2 separate regions of the Mus musculus genome follow, and region 2 is linked to region 1. The links are chromatin loops, found by intact Hi-C in ENCODE. Cell type or tissue: heart. All regions are shown on one strand. Links, peaks and the distances in the headings refer to the core of each region. The heading gives the core; the rest is flanking DNA.

The links. A loop is a pair of places that touch in the nucleus more often than their neighbours do. Peaks named below come from ENCODE experiments on the same cell type or tissue, not always from the same donor. Only the 100,000 strongest peaks of a DNase experiment are listed, where the experiment ranks them.
Region 2: it touches region 1 in a loop (1.8-fold over the local background); 1 of 42 quality-filtered maps calls a loop at or near these places.

The regions. Positions count from the first base shown.
Region 1 is chr7:145,219,391-145,225,376 of GRCm38, forward strand. It overlaps a transcript of Tpcn2 not described here. Among named protein-coding and RNA genes, the nearest start is that of Smim38, 14 kb to the left of the region's middle. In heart, for the core only: CTCF peaks have their summits at 1,556 (motif pointing right) and 3,184 (motif pointing right); DNase peaks (open chromatin) are centred at 2,181 and 3,031; H3K27ac peaks cover 3,480 bases.
Region 2 is chr7:145,136,408-145,142,393 of GRCm38, forward strand. No RefSeq gene overlaps it. Among named protein-coding and RNA genes, the nearest start is that of Gm45181, 28 kb to the right of the region's middle. In heart, for the core only: CTCF peaks have their summits at 1,626 (motif pointing right) and 2,870; a DNase peak (open chromatin) is centred at 2,865.

The DNA.
Region 1 (5,986 bases), core at 695-5,694:
TAACCCTGAGCCCAGCGGGTAATACCCTTGGCTGTAATCTGTCCCGTCTCTGGGCACCTTCCCACAGGCCGCCCTGCACAAACAGACTGGCTCCAGCCACCATCCGCCTGATTCCAGAATCCCAATATGAAGGTTTGGCTGTGGACACCCCTGGCATTTTTCACATAGCCATCCAGTTACCAGGCACCTTGACACGTGGGCCTGGTTCCACCACCACTTGGCAGGACCACAGGACTGTTGGAGCGATGGATGCTGCCCCTCAGCACGCCCCACCCACCTTGCTGCTGGCGGCCAGACTTGTTGTGCCAACCCCAGGACCACAGGCAGCTGGCACCCAGCAAATGCCAGGCCCACAGGCTAAGACCCAGAGTGAGCTCGTCCCAACATCCCAATGACCAGGGCAGGCTTCCTGCTTCGCCTCTAAGAAACTACACAGACCTCTCTGTGTCTCCTCCCCTGCTCCTCTCCAGGGCCTCACAAAGGGCAGTTCAGTGTGGTTCTCCCACGCACCCCTTGTTACCTCCCTCAGCCTCACAGCAAAGAAGTCACTTCAAGACCAGATGCAGAGCTGGAGGAGTGGCCCAATAGGTATAGTGGTTAGGACACGCACAGTCTGATCCCCCATGTCCCCCCAAAACAGGTGTGGTGACCCATGCCTGGGATTCCAGTACTGGGTTGAGTGGAGGCAGGAGGATCTGAAGTTCAAGGTCATCCTCAGCTCATGTCAGGTTCGAGGCTAGCCTGAGCTACATACAAATGATGATGGTGGTGGTGATGATGGCTAGAGAGTGAATTCATTGGTTAAGGGTACAGATTGCAATTCTAGAAGACCCAAGTTTGTTGGGTTTTGTTTGTTTGGTTTGGTTTGGTTTGGTTTGGTTTGGTTTGGTTTGGTTTGGTTTGGTTTGGTTTGGTTTGGTTGGTTTGGTTGTTTTTCAAGACAGGGTTTCTCTGTGTAGCCCTGGCTGTCTTGGAACTCACTCTGTAGACCAGGTTGGCCTTGAACCCAGAGATTCCCCTGCCTCTGCCTCCCAAGTGCTAGAATTAAAGGAGTGTGCCACAACTGCCTGTCCTGAAGCTGTTAAATACAACTTCAGCACCATGATCAATATGCAGAGTTCAACAGGCAGAGTCTTTTTATGACAATCTGATGGTGATGAATTGGAATGCACAATTCAGGGTCTGAGTGTCAGTCACATGCAGACATAGTTAATGTCCACTTTACCTCCTTCCTCTGGCCTCTTTAAGGGGCCAACTCAAAACTTCAGCATCCTCTTAAGTAGTTTACCTTTAAGATTTCTTTTTAATTAGTTAGTTGGTTGTTAATTAGTTTTGTTTTGAGACAGGCAGGGTCTCTATGTATCCCTGGGCTGACATCTCCTTATGCAGATCAGGCTGGCCTCTAACTCACAGAGATCTATGTGACTCTACCCAATGGATGCTGGGATTAAAGGCTTGGGCCTCCAACACTTGACTTTTTTTTTCCTTTAAATTATCTACATGTGTCTGTGTGAAGTTGTGCACATGAGTGCAGGTGTTTGCAGAGGCCAGAAGAGGGCAGTAGATCTACTGGAGTTGGAGTTCCGCTGTGAGCCACCAGATATGCAGGGAACTGAACTCTGGTCCTGTGCAAGAGTGGCCGTGCAATACAGTCTCTTAACCACCGCTGAGCCACTCTTCAGCCCCCGGTGTCTATATGATGTTTCTATGGGATAGATCTGCTCAAGAGCAATGAAGGCCCTCTTGGAGGGTGCAGGCAACCTAAAGGCCTAGGCTGCTAGAGCCAGTCCAGTGCCTTCTGTTACCTACACTGGTTTGTCCCTTCCCAGAATTCCTGCAAGAGTCACCACACTAAGATGATCACATTGAGTCACAGCAAGGCTCTCACAGGGCACTGACCCAGGTTCAGTGTCTGCCAGATGTGCTGACTGACCCCCCCCAAAAACTGTAGATGGCATGGACCACCCCCCCAACCCTGACCAGAGAGATGAGATAACCTGCCCCAATACAACAGCATCAACACCTCCCTTCCTCTGCATAAGATAAGGCCCCACAGAGGATACCCTTCACTCCAGTACTCTGTGTTCCTCCCTGATGTTTCCAGATGTATCTTGGCTCCTAGGATCCATGGCAAATCCAAAAACAATGAGTCTCTTCTTCCAGGAAAGAGGGGTGAGGCCAGGACCAGAATCCTGGAGGAAAAGGCAAGGCAAAGGCAGCAGGGCTGTTGAGCCTTCCTGCAAGGAAGTGGGGGCAGGGGTAGGCTCCAGGTCCCGGCAGAGGATCCTAAGCATCCCAGGCATCAAGCAGTGTCTGTCACTGACAGCGGGTGAGTACTTAGCCCTGTGCACTCAGAGGGCCTGGGTACCAGACACTCCCACAGCTGAGGGAAGGACAGCAGAATATCACAAACAGAGACCTGGGCTGAGTATAGAGGATTGATTGGGGGTGGCCTTGAGGATTTTAGGGAACCTTGAGGGTTCCTTGCTGACAGACAGGGAAGACCCAGTGGTCCCTGTAGTACAGAACTTGGCTCTGCCACACAGCTGAACTTCATCTACCAAGAGGAGCTTCTATGAAGGCCAGGCTGTGTGGACATTACTGGGTAGATGATTGTCACTGGTGCATGGGCCCTGCAGCTGCTATTGCTGCAACCACATGTCCCCTGTCACTTACACAAAGCCAACCCCACTTGTCTAAGGTCTATGAACATAGATGACCCAGGTGTACTGGCTTGCTCTGACTCATTATCCTCTGTGGTAAGATGACTAGTGATTAGTCCTAGGAAATCCCCAGACACACACACACACACACACACACACACACACACACACACACACACTCACACACTTGCTGAGGTCCCAGACAGGAACAGGCTGTGGCCACCACCAAGAGGCCCAAGGGCAGAATGAGGGACACTTCTAGGGAAGCAAAAGTCTTTCTCCAGGGACAGTGAACAGCCCTGCAGTCTGCCCCCACAGAGAGCCCTGCTGCAGGGCGGGGGCTCAGGAATGTTCTCTGCATACATAGCAAAGTTGTGAGTCAGACACAGTGGGGAGGAGGCCCGCAGCAGGGCTGCAGGCAGGAGGTGGAACCCTCCAAGCAGAATCCTGGTAAACAGCAGGCAGTGTCTGGGTCCTGTCCCATGGCCAGCAGTCTACCTGGGCCACATCAGGGGTGAGGAGCACATGGGCCAGGAGAGGGCAGTGTGGCCTAGGTTAGCTGGGGACTTGCAGATGAGGCTTCCAACTCCTTGCCCAGTGCTCTCTCTGGACTCCTCACACAGTGCTCTCAGAGCCAAGCACCACCCCAGGCACTGCCACCCCTTGAGTAAACTGACCTTTGCAGAATTAAATGGGGCTCCAGCAACCCAGGAAGACCGGGTGCTGGGTTCTATTTCTCAGGACACCTCCTGTCTCCAGTATGCGAAATGATACCCAAAACTCCTACTGTGTGCTGGGCCCTGGCAGGAGTTCCTATACATTGATTCATGGGACAGAAGCCGGGCTACAGTGTGGACATGTATGCAGCATGTAGAGGTCAGCTAGCCCTGAGAGCTCATTCTCCAACCTTCACCCCTGCTGAACTAGCCAGCAACCTCAGGCACATATGGGAGCCAGGTGATACACCTCAGGCCCCACAGAATGACCATGGGATCTAGTTGCAGGGCCTTGGCCTAACCCACTGAACTGTGGAGAGAAGGAGAGGGCTAAAGATGTTCTTCTACTGGGGGATGCTAGGCAGAGGACACAGGGCTACCTCTCTACACCCACAAAGCAGGGGTCTGAGCCCCAACAGGACTCACTGGGTAAGCCCTTCACCTCTCTAAGCCTCAGTCTCCTCGTCTGTAGATGGGGATGGGGAGGCATCAAGGACTGTTATTATTTAATGATCTCCATGAGAGCTGGCTCAGTTGATAGAGGGATTTTTCCCAGCATGCACAAGGACTTGAGTTCCATCCCTAGCACCACACACCTATTCCAAGCACTGAGGAAGCAGAGGCAGGGGGATCATCATGAATTCTAAGTGGGCTTGGTTTGCATAGTAAAGCCCTAGCTCCCAAAACTAAATTAAATTAAATAAGCCAGGAACAGTGTGCACACCTGTCATATTAGCGCTTAGAAAGCAGAGACAGGAAGGCATCAGACTGTGACTAGCCTGGCCTACAAAGCAAATTCCAGGCCAGCCCCAGATCCAGAAAGAAAGAGGTGGAGGGAGGGAGGGAGGCAAGGAAGGAAGGGAGGCAGGCAAGGAAGGGAGGGAGGGAGGGAAGGAGGGAGGCAAGGAAGGAAGGGAGGGAGGGAGGGAGGGAGGGAGGGAGGGAGGGAGGGAGGCAAGCAAGGGAGGGAGGGAGGGAGGGAGGGAGGGAGGAAGGAAGGAAGGAAGGAAGGAAGGAAGGAAGGAAGGAAGGAAGGAAGGAAGGAAGGAAGGAAGGAAGAGAGCACCTTATCCACCTAAAGAAAAAAACAAGAAGCCTGCACAGTACCCTTCAAGGGCACATCTTGAAGCCTGCCCTAGATGCTGCCTCTCAGAGGCTCCACCCATCCTTGTAGCACCTCTCTGAAGATGGAGCCTTTACTAAATGGGCCTCTGAGAACAACCATGGCACAAACTTCAGTGAAGAGCTTGGGCATCCAGAGCCTGGACCACACAACCACTTCCACCCACCAAGTGTGCCACTCTGCGGTGGGTGAACAGAGGATATGTTGACCTCTGTGGGGCTCTGAGAGAGCAGACAGGTGGTCTTGCTCTCCCCAGGGTCACTCCTGCTGTTCCCTCATCAGAACAATGAACCTCTGATCTCTCAAAGTGCTTCCTCTAAGAAGCCTTCTGCCTCATCTGCCTTTAACCTTGCAGCCTCTGGTCCACATTGTGTATCACTCTGTGGATGCTACCAAGTGTCCTGTGCATCTTGGTCCCCTCCAATGGAGGAGGACCTGTTGGCTGCATGAGGAGGAAGGATGGATCTCTCGCTTTGGGGGGGGGGGGGTCACTGCTCCATGGGTGGGTTGGCCACTCCTTGGGAAGCTAACTGGACCCAAAATGGGCAGAGGGCAAAAACGGACACATGAGGGGTATCCATCGGCTCCTTAGCGGGAACCAGGTATTCACCTGTGCCTGACTGACCCAGGGTTGGCCCCACAACCTTGAGCCTGTGGCCTCATCTGTCCAGGCCACAGTTTCCCAACAGCTCGGTAACTGAAATAACAGGACTTCTGCCTGCCCAGAGTATTCCAAGGATCCAGAGATGAGTGTAAGTAACGGAGACAGAGATGCCCAAGCATAGCCACACAGGGTCAGCCCCCTTAGGGCGAGCCTCAGCCGCAGCCCTAAGAGCTCCCTCAGTGTCTCTCATTTGACAGATGTGGATGCTGAGGCAAAGAACAACAAGCCATCTGTCCATCATCCAGAGTCCACATGTGCTTGAAGGGCAGGAAGAATGCTTGCCTCTAAAGGCCCAGCCAGGCCACCGTGTACTGCTGGCCTGTGAGTGAGCACTTGTCTACTTCTGTTGAAGAGACCAGTGAGTCAGGGAAGAATAAAAAGGACATGTAGTCTGAGACCCCCGTCCCTGCTGTTCCCTTCAGGCTGCCAAGTCCCCACTGTGGGACCCATTCCCCAGGAGGTCTCAACAGCTCAGCTCAGCTAGCCAAGGCCATGATCCGGAAGACCTCCACCAGTGTTTAACACACCGAGTCTATCTTTCTGCCTTACCTACCTTCTTCCCAGGGACGTGTCCCCAGCTGGTGGTATCCTTCAAAATGCTTACGCTTAAGTCCTGACCGCCCCCCCCCATCCCTAGTGCCCCCGAAAATGATGGCATGTGGTGAGAATTAAATTTAATTTTTGAGCCAAGGGTAGTGAATGTCATCCCAGTGCTTAGGAGGCAGAGGTGAGAGGGGTGGTCATGAGTTTGAGGCCAGCCTGGGCTATACAGTGAGACCCTGCCTCAGAAATAAAGGTTAGAGTAGATCCTTAGTTTGAT
Region 2 (5,986 bases), core at 556-5,555, 83 kb before region 1:
ATATTTTCTCAAGAACCCTCAGAAAACCAGCTTCAACAGCTAACCCCATGGAGACTGAATGATCCTAGGGCATGTTCCATGGTTCACGCGTCAGTCTGGATGATGGTGGCCCTGCTATCTTCCTGTCTTGATGAAGAAAATGAGGGCCTTCCCAAGGAGAGGACAGGCTTTCCAGGAAGAGGGAAGAGTTGCAGGTTGGGCCACCTCAGAGGTATCGGAGTATCTGCTCTCACTGGTGAGCGCCAGGCTGGTAACCCTCCCCAGGCAGCAAAGAGGGTCAGAGGCTGCAAGACTGACTTGCTCCATAGCTGGTGCTGAACACTTGACTGAGCTCCGTTTCCTTTCCTGAGGTCCATGGTCCCTTTGCAGGTGAAAAAGACAGACCCAAGGGATTTTTGTGATACTGCAGTCAGACTTGACAAAAGTCCTGCAAATCACACCAGGTACTGCCTTTGAACTTGCCATAACCTGGACCTAAGATGGCTTTGTCCCCAATCCTCCAGTCAGTGTCCTATATAGGCATTCAACAGGTGCCTATACAAGTAGGTGCAAGGACACTTGTGTTCCCACCACCTGCCTACTCCCCAATGTCCCCAGCGTTCACCTTTGACTTTTCACCTTTGACCTTTGCATGGAGTCCTCATTCCTCAGCACTCTGACCAAATATCCAGCAGGAACCAGGAAGAGAGGAAGGGCCTGTCTGGGGACATAATCTTAGAGGGTTCAGTTCCTGGTGGCTTGGTCCTGTGCACTTGAACAGAACATCGGAGCAGCAAAAGCATGCAGGGAGAGCGCTGTTCGTGGGATGGTTTACAGGAAGCAAAGCAACAGACAGCAAGTTGCCAGGAGCATGAGCTCCCACAGACTCCTCCCCAGGGGTTGACTTCACCGGATGTCCCACCCTCTAAAGTTTGCACAACCTCAACCGGCACTAAGCCCGCAGCACATGAACTCATGAAGCGCATTTCATATTCAAACTGTAACATTCTGCCCCTTGCTCCTCATCCATGGCCGTTTTACAAAATAAGTGTAGCCCCAAGAGCCCCTATAATGACCCAAAATTAACCTCTAAGCTCCACCGGCTCAGGGACCAGGTAACTTTCTGGAATACTGGGAGTTGTAGTTCTTGAAAAAAATAACAAAGCCTCGTTGGAAAGAACAGTGGCCTATAGGTTTGTCCTTATAAACCCCTGTAACACATGGTTCGGGGCTATTCTCTACTGGGAAATTCCAGGGAGTAGTCCTGAGCAAAGTCCATCTGTTGGTCAGGATTTAATATGTAATAAAGTTTGCTTCAAATTTGGCCCAAAGAGGCAGGCAGATTGCTGGTCTATAGAGTGAGTTCCAGAACAGTCGGGCTATACAGAAAAACCCTGTCTTGAAAAACAAAAATCAAACAAAACAAAAACAAACAAACAAACAAGAGAAGAAATTTGGCCCCAAATGGTAGAATTGGTTTTCTTCGAGAAAATCTCAGGATTAACATCTCATAGTCTTAACATTTCCAACAGTATTCAAGACCAATCCCTCCCATTTATTTATATTAGCTAGAACTTTCTATTTAAGAAAAAATATTTCTTTTGTTTTTGTGTATGTGTGTGAGTGTATATGCTTGTGTGTGTGCAGGTACCCACAGAGGCCACAAGAGGGAGTCAGACCCCAGAGCTGGTGTTACCTGCATTTATGATCATTCTGGTGCTGTGGTCCAACCAAAGGTCCTCATGTCAGAGCAGTAAGCACTCTTGATGGCTGAGTCATCTCTCTAGCCCACAACATTGTTAACAAACAAACAAAATGTCCCAACAAGTTCTAAATCTCTAAGACTGAAGGCAGCTCTCAGCTGTGAACCCCAGTAAAAAATTTAAAAAGCAAGTTAACCTACAACCAATATACAGTGATAGACATTTCTATTCTAAAGGGCAAGGTAAAGGAGGATTGCTAATCCCACCAGTCAAGAATAAGACCACTACTGTAATTATGAGCCAAATTTGAAGCAAGCTTTAATTAAATATTAGCCAGGACTCTGGCCAGGTCATTCCTGGGTTCCCAGAAAATGGTGACCCCATAAAGTCACAGTATTTTTCAAGTCCAATCAGGGGAAGGCATACATCCTGGCATCTTTCCTGCCTATGTATCTCCAGCCTACATGTGATCAAGTATATCCAGTGCAGTTGGGTCAAACAAATTTGGGGGCGGGGGATGGAAACACATGGCGTGTTATATTCCATAAACATTAGCCTCCAGCATTTCAGGAGATATCTGTCCTTGGGTAGGGGAGTGGGGCTTACAAGTTAGAGGCATTTTTGTTCCATGGATCTCTTAAGCACAGTAGTTAAAAATTAGAACATAACTTTGGCTCTCACAGGATCACCACAGCAGACAATGAGTGGGAGAGGTAGGCCTCTCTGGGAATACGATGCCTTAGTAAACTCCAGTGGGTCTGGAAGCTCACTGCTACCATCTTGCTATTTACGAACCCTGCAGCCTCACTCTTGGACCAGCTCTACCTACTGACTGCTGTTTCCCTTGCGGGCCAGATGTTCTGTATTCCTGGGGTCTCTGTCATAGCTTAGGCTCCATCATATAGCTCCATATACACTCTTTCAGGGAGAAGGGACCTGCTCGCAGGGATTCTGGCCCCGCCACTCCCAAGTCTTCCTTTGAAACTTGGGTACAACCCCCCATTCTCCCTTCACCCTTGCTTTCTGCAAAACCAGTGTGATGAGAACAATGTCAAGGTCACCACCAGTATAGTAGCAGCCAGACCTCTGTAGACCACAAGTGCAGCAGCCTCCTAGTGCCTGTGTCTCTGAGCACAGTGAAATGAATCATGGGCAAACAACTTTCCAGGCAGCTGTGTGTGAGCAAGGTGCCTCCTGGGTGCACTCTTCTCAAGGAAAAGCCTGGGATGGGTGGGGTCCAGCTAATTCCTGAGACGCCCTTAAGACATCTTTGCTATTGTCCTGATTCAAAGTACTTGACTTCTTTTTAAAGATGCTAATCTCTTTAACAACCACACCCTACTTGTATAAAACTTTGAATGCTCTCATTTTCTGGCCAAACTCTACAGTTTTTAAACCTGCCCTTCTTTCCAACTCTCATTGCGCTCTCTTTGCTCTCTCTCTCTCTCTCTCTCTCTCTCTCTCTCTCTCTCTCTCTCTCTCTCTCTCTCTCTCTCTCTTCAGTGTAAAGCTGGCTAAACACAGTATGCAATGTCCATGCCACAGCCACACACCACACTGCCTTAAAAAGTCCTTCCTCTGAGCTAGTGTTTAAAATTCAACCTCACTCAAAATGTCACGTTTCAGTGAGGAATAATTCCTCCACATTATGTGAAGGGCCACTTGTCCAATCCCAGGGACTCCTGTTCCCATCTGAAACCTCATGAGTCTCAGCTCTCTCCATTCCTGTCAGCATCTGATCTTCTGAGCTTTCGCAAGATCGTTGCAGTACTCTGGGCTTCCTCTAATCAGCAGCTCTAACCTCTTTTAGATTGATTTAGCAAATTGGTTGCAAAGGCTGATACACAACATGGCCAGGTTTGGTTACAGCATCTGCATTACTTCTCAGCATCAGTTCTTTACACTGGTTATTTTGGGTAGCTTTGACCAAATTGTCCGAGAGCACAGCTTGCAGGGGATGGGAACAATATGTTTTGGCTCATGGTTTCAGGGGGCTCTATTCTATGCATGACTGCTTAGTCTGTGTACTTGGACAGAACATTATGGTAGTAAAAACAAGTGATGGGGAGGCAGTTTGCATCATGGTGGACAGAAAACACAGTGAGAGACAAGAAAGGGCCATGAATCAGATCTCCCAAGGACCCAACTCCTGTGATCTACTTCCTCTAGGTAGATCCCATCTTCCAAAATTTTAGAACCTCTTGAAATAGCACTACCAAGACAAGAGCCCAAGTTCAAAACCAGGACACTATAGACATATGTAGTTGATATAGCCAGGAGGCTTAACAGAAGTCGTGAGTCTCACCAGGGTGCTGCAGGGATGGAGCCTCCTGAGGTAGGTATTCATCACTTGTCTAGAGCACTTTCTCTCTGTGCCCTCTTATGGTTGTCTTCTGAACGCACCCAGGTCCTGTTCTTATAAAGACTAATTTCTCTGGCCTGACACAAAGACCTAACTTTTACCTAACTTCATCAATGGTTCTTTCCAAACATAGTGACAGTGTAGGGAACTGAAGACCAGAACCTCAGCGTGTGAATTGAGGGGTTGGGGGGAAGAACAGTTCTGATCATAGCAACCATGAGAAGTTCCAATGACCTCTCCAGCAGCAGTATGGGATACAGACAGCATGGAACCCTGGGCCACCAGACACATCCTTTCACTGCAGTCTTCAGGTGAGAGGAAAACAACCCCTCACAGCATTAAGCTATTGAGCTGTGAGAGGCTTACTAAGTAAGACTACAAATCCTAGCTCGTCTGACTAATACACCAGAGATGACATCATCACCCACCGTGAGACAAGCACCCAGGCAGACATTACTAATCCACCTTGGCACTGTGCTTGAGGTAGCCAATACCAATGGATGTGTAGAGTATAAGATGGTTAGGACCCCTCTAGCTCACTGTCACCCAGGAACTTAAGCCATCTGAATCTCCCCATCAAATGACACAGACATTATTATCCCCCTTGGGTGTATCTGATATATCCTCCCTTTCTTGCCTTGTGGGTGCTGTGGTGTGGAGTGACCCCCTCCATTTCCTCAGCTGCCTTGTTCCCCCCTCCCCCACTCCACCTCCATGGTTCTGGGAGGTTAAGCTCCCTCTTAGTAGTTTAGTAGAACTGGGTAGAAACTTGTTCCTGGGTAGATGCTGGAGGGGGCACACTGCCCCATGTGAACTCATTTTTTCTCAGGGTGTGCTCAGCCTCAGACCCAGGAAAGACGATTTTACTTTTTGGCTGGGGCTAGAGTCCTGTGTTGGCGGTCAGATCCCTCTCCCCAAGTCTGTCCTAGGGAAGGACCCGCCTGGGACACAGGCTTTAAGCAGACAAACAGAGTGAGCATGACTTTTTACAATGGGGCTTTGATCTGCCTAATGTCACAAGACAGGCTGGGGACAGATGCCAGGCTCTGGTGATTCCTGGTTCCCACAGGAGGGCCCTGTGCAGGTATTCACACGGGGAGTATCTTGGCAGGCCTGGGCCTGGGTCTGTGCCCATCATAATTAGGTTTTGGAAAAAAAATGGTGGGTGAGGTATGTTTGGCTAGGGCTCTGCCTTCCTCCAGCCCCAAGGAAGTGACAGGAGGGAAATGAGGAATGGAGGAAGCTGTCCCCATGGGTGCAGGCTTGGTTGAGGGCTGGGCAGGGGGGGGGGGTCCTCCTGCTGTCAAGTAGTGTGCAAAAGGAATTCTTGTGGTCATGGATGGCAATGGGACACCAAGGTTGGGCTTGCATCCCCGACAATACATACTCTGTCCTTCCCAGTGGAGATCTTTGCCAAGGCACTCAGAGAATGGGCTGCCCCAGAGCCCAGGTGTATCCAAACCACTGACTCTAGAAGCAAGTGAAGAGGCTGGGGCCATAGGGATGTCCACAGAATGTTGGTTTCTCCAGTGCCCATGAATCCTCCAGGGGCCCTTCCTCAGGCTGTCAGGTCACATTATCCTCACCTGTGCTCAGGAACAATGGTCACACCTGGGACTCACTCCCATCCCCAGGCGATGGTCCAGGCGGACACACAGCCCACAGCTCCTGCCTGCAGCTCAGATTTCCCTGGTGGGCTCCCCTGGGACGGTGCAGCCTGGAAAGATAAAGGGATGGTGGTGGGGACATAGGTGGCAGGAAGCTGGTCCCTCTGCAGACTCAGAGCCATCAAAGAGGTTCTTGCCTCTCCTGACCACTGAAGCACCTCTTAGGTGCTGCCCTTTCCTGCCAAGGCCTGCGACAACTCCATACTGGCTTTGTGGGCAGGCGGGCAGTGAAGTCAGCTCTGAGGTGGAGGTACAACTCCGCGTTTAATGCTCAT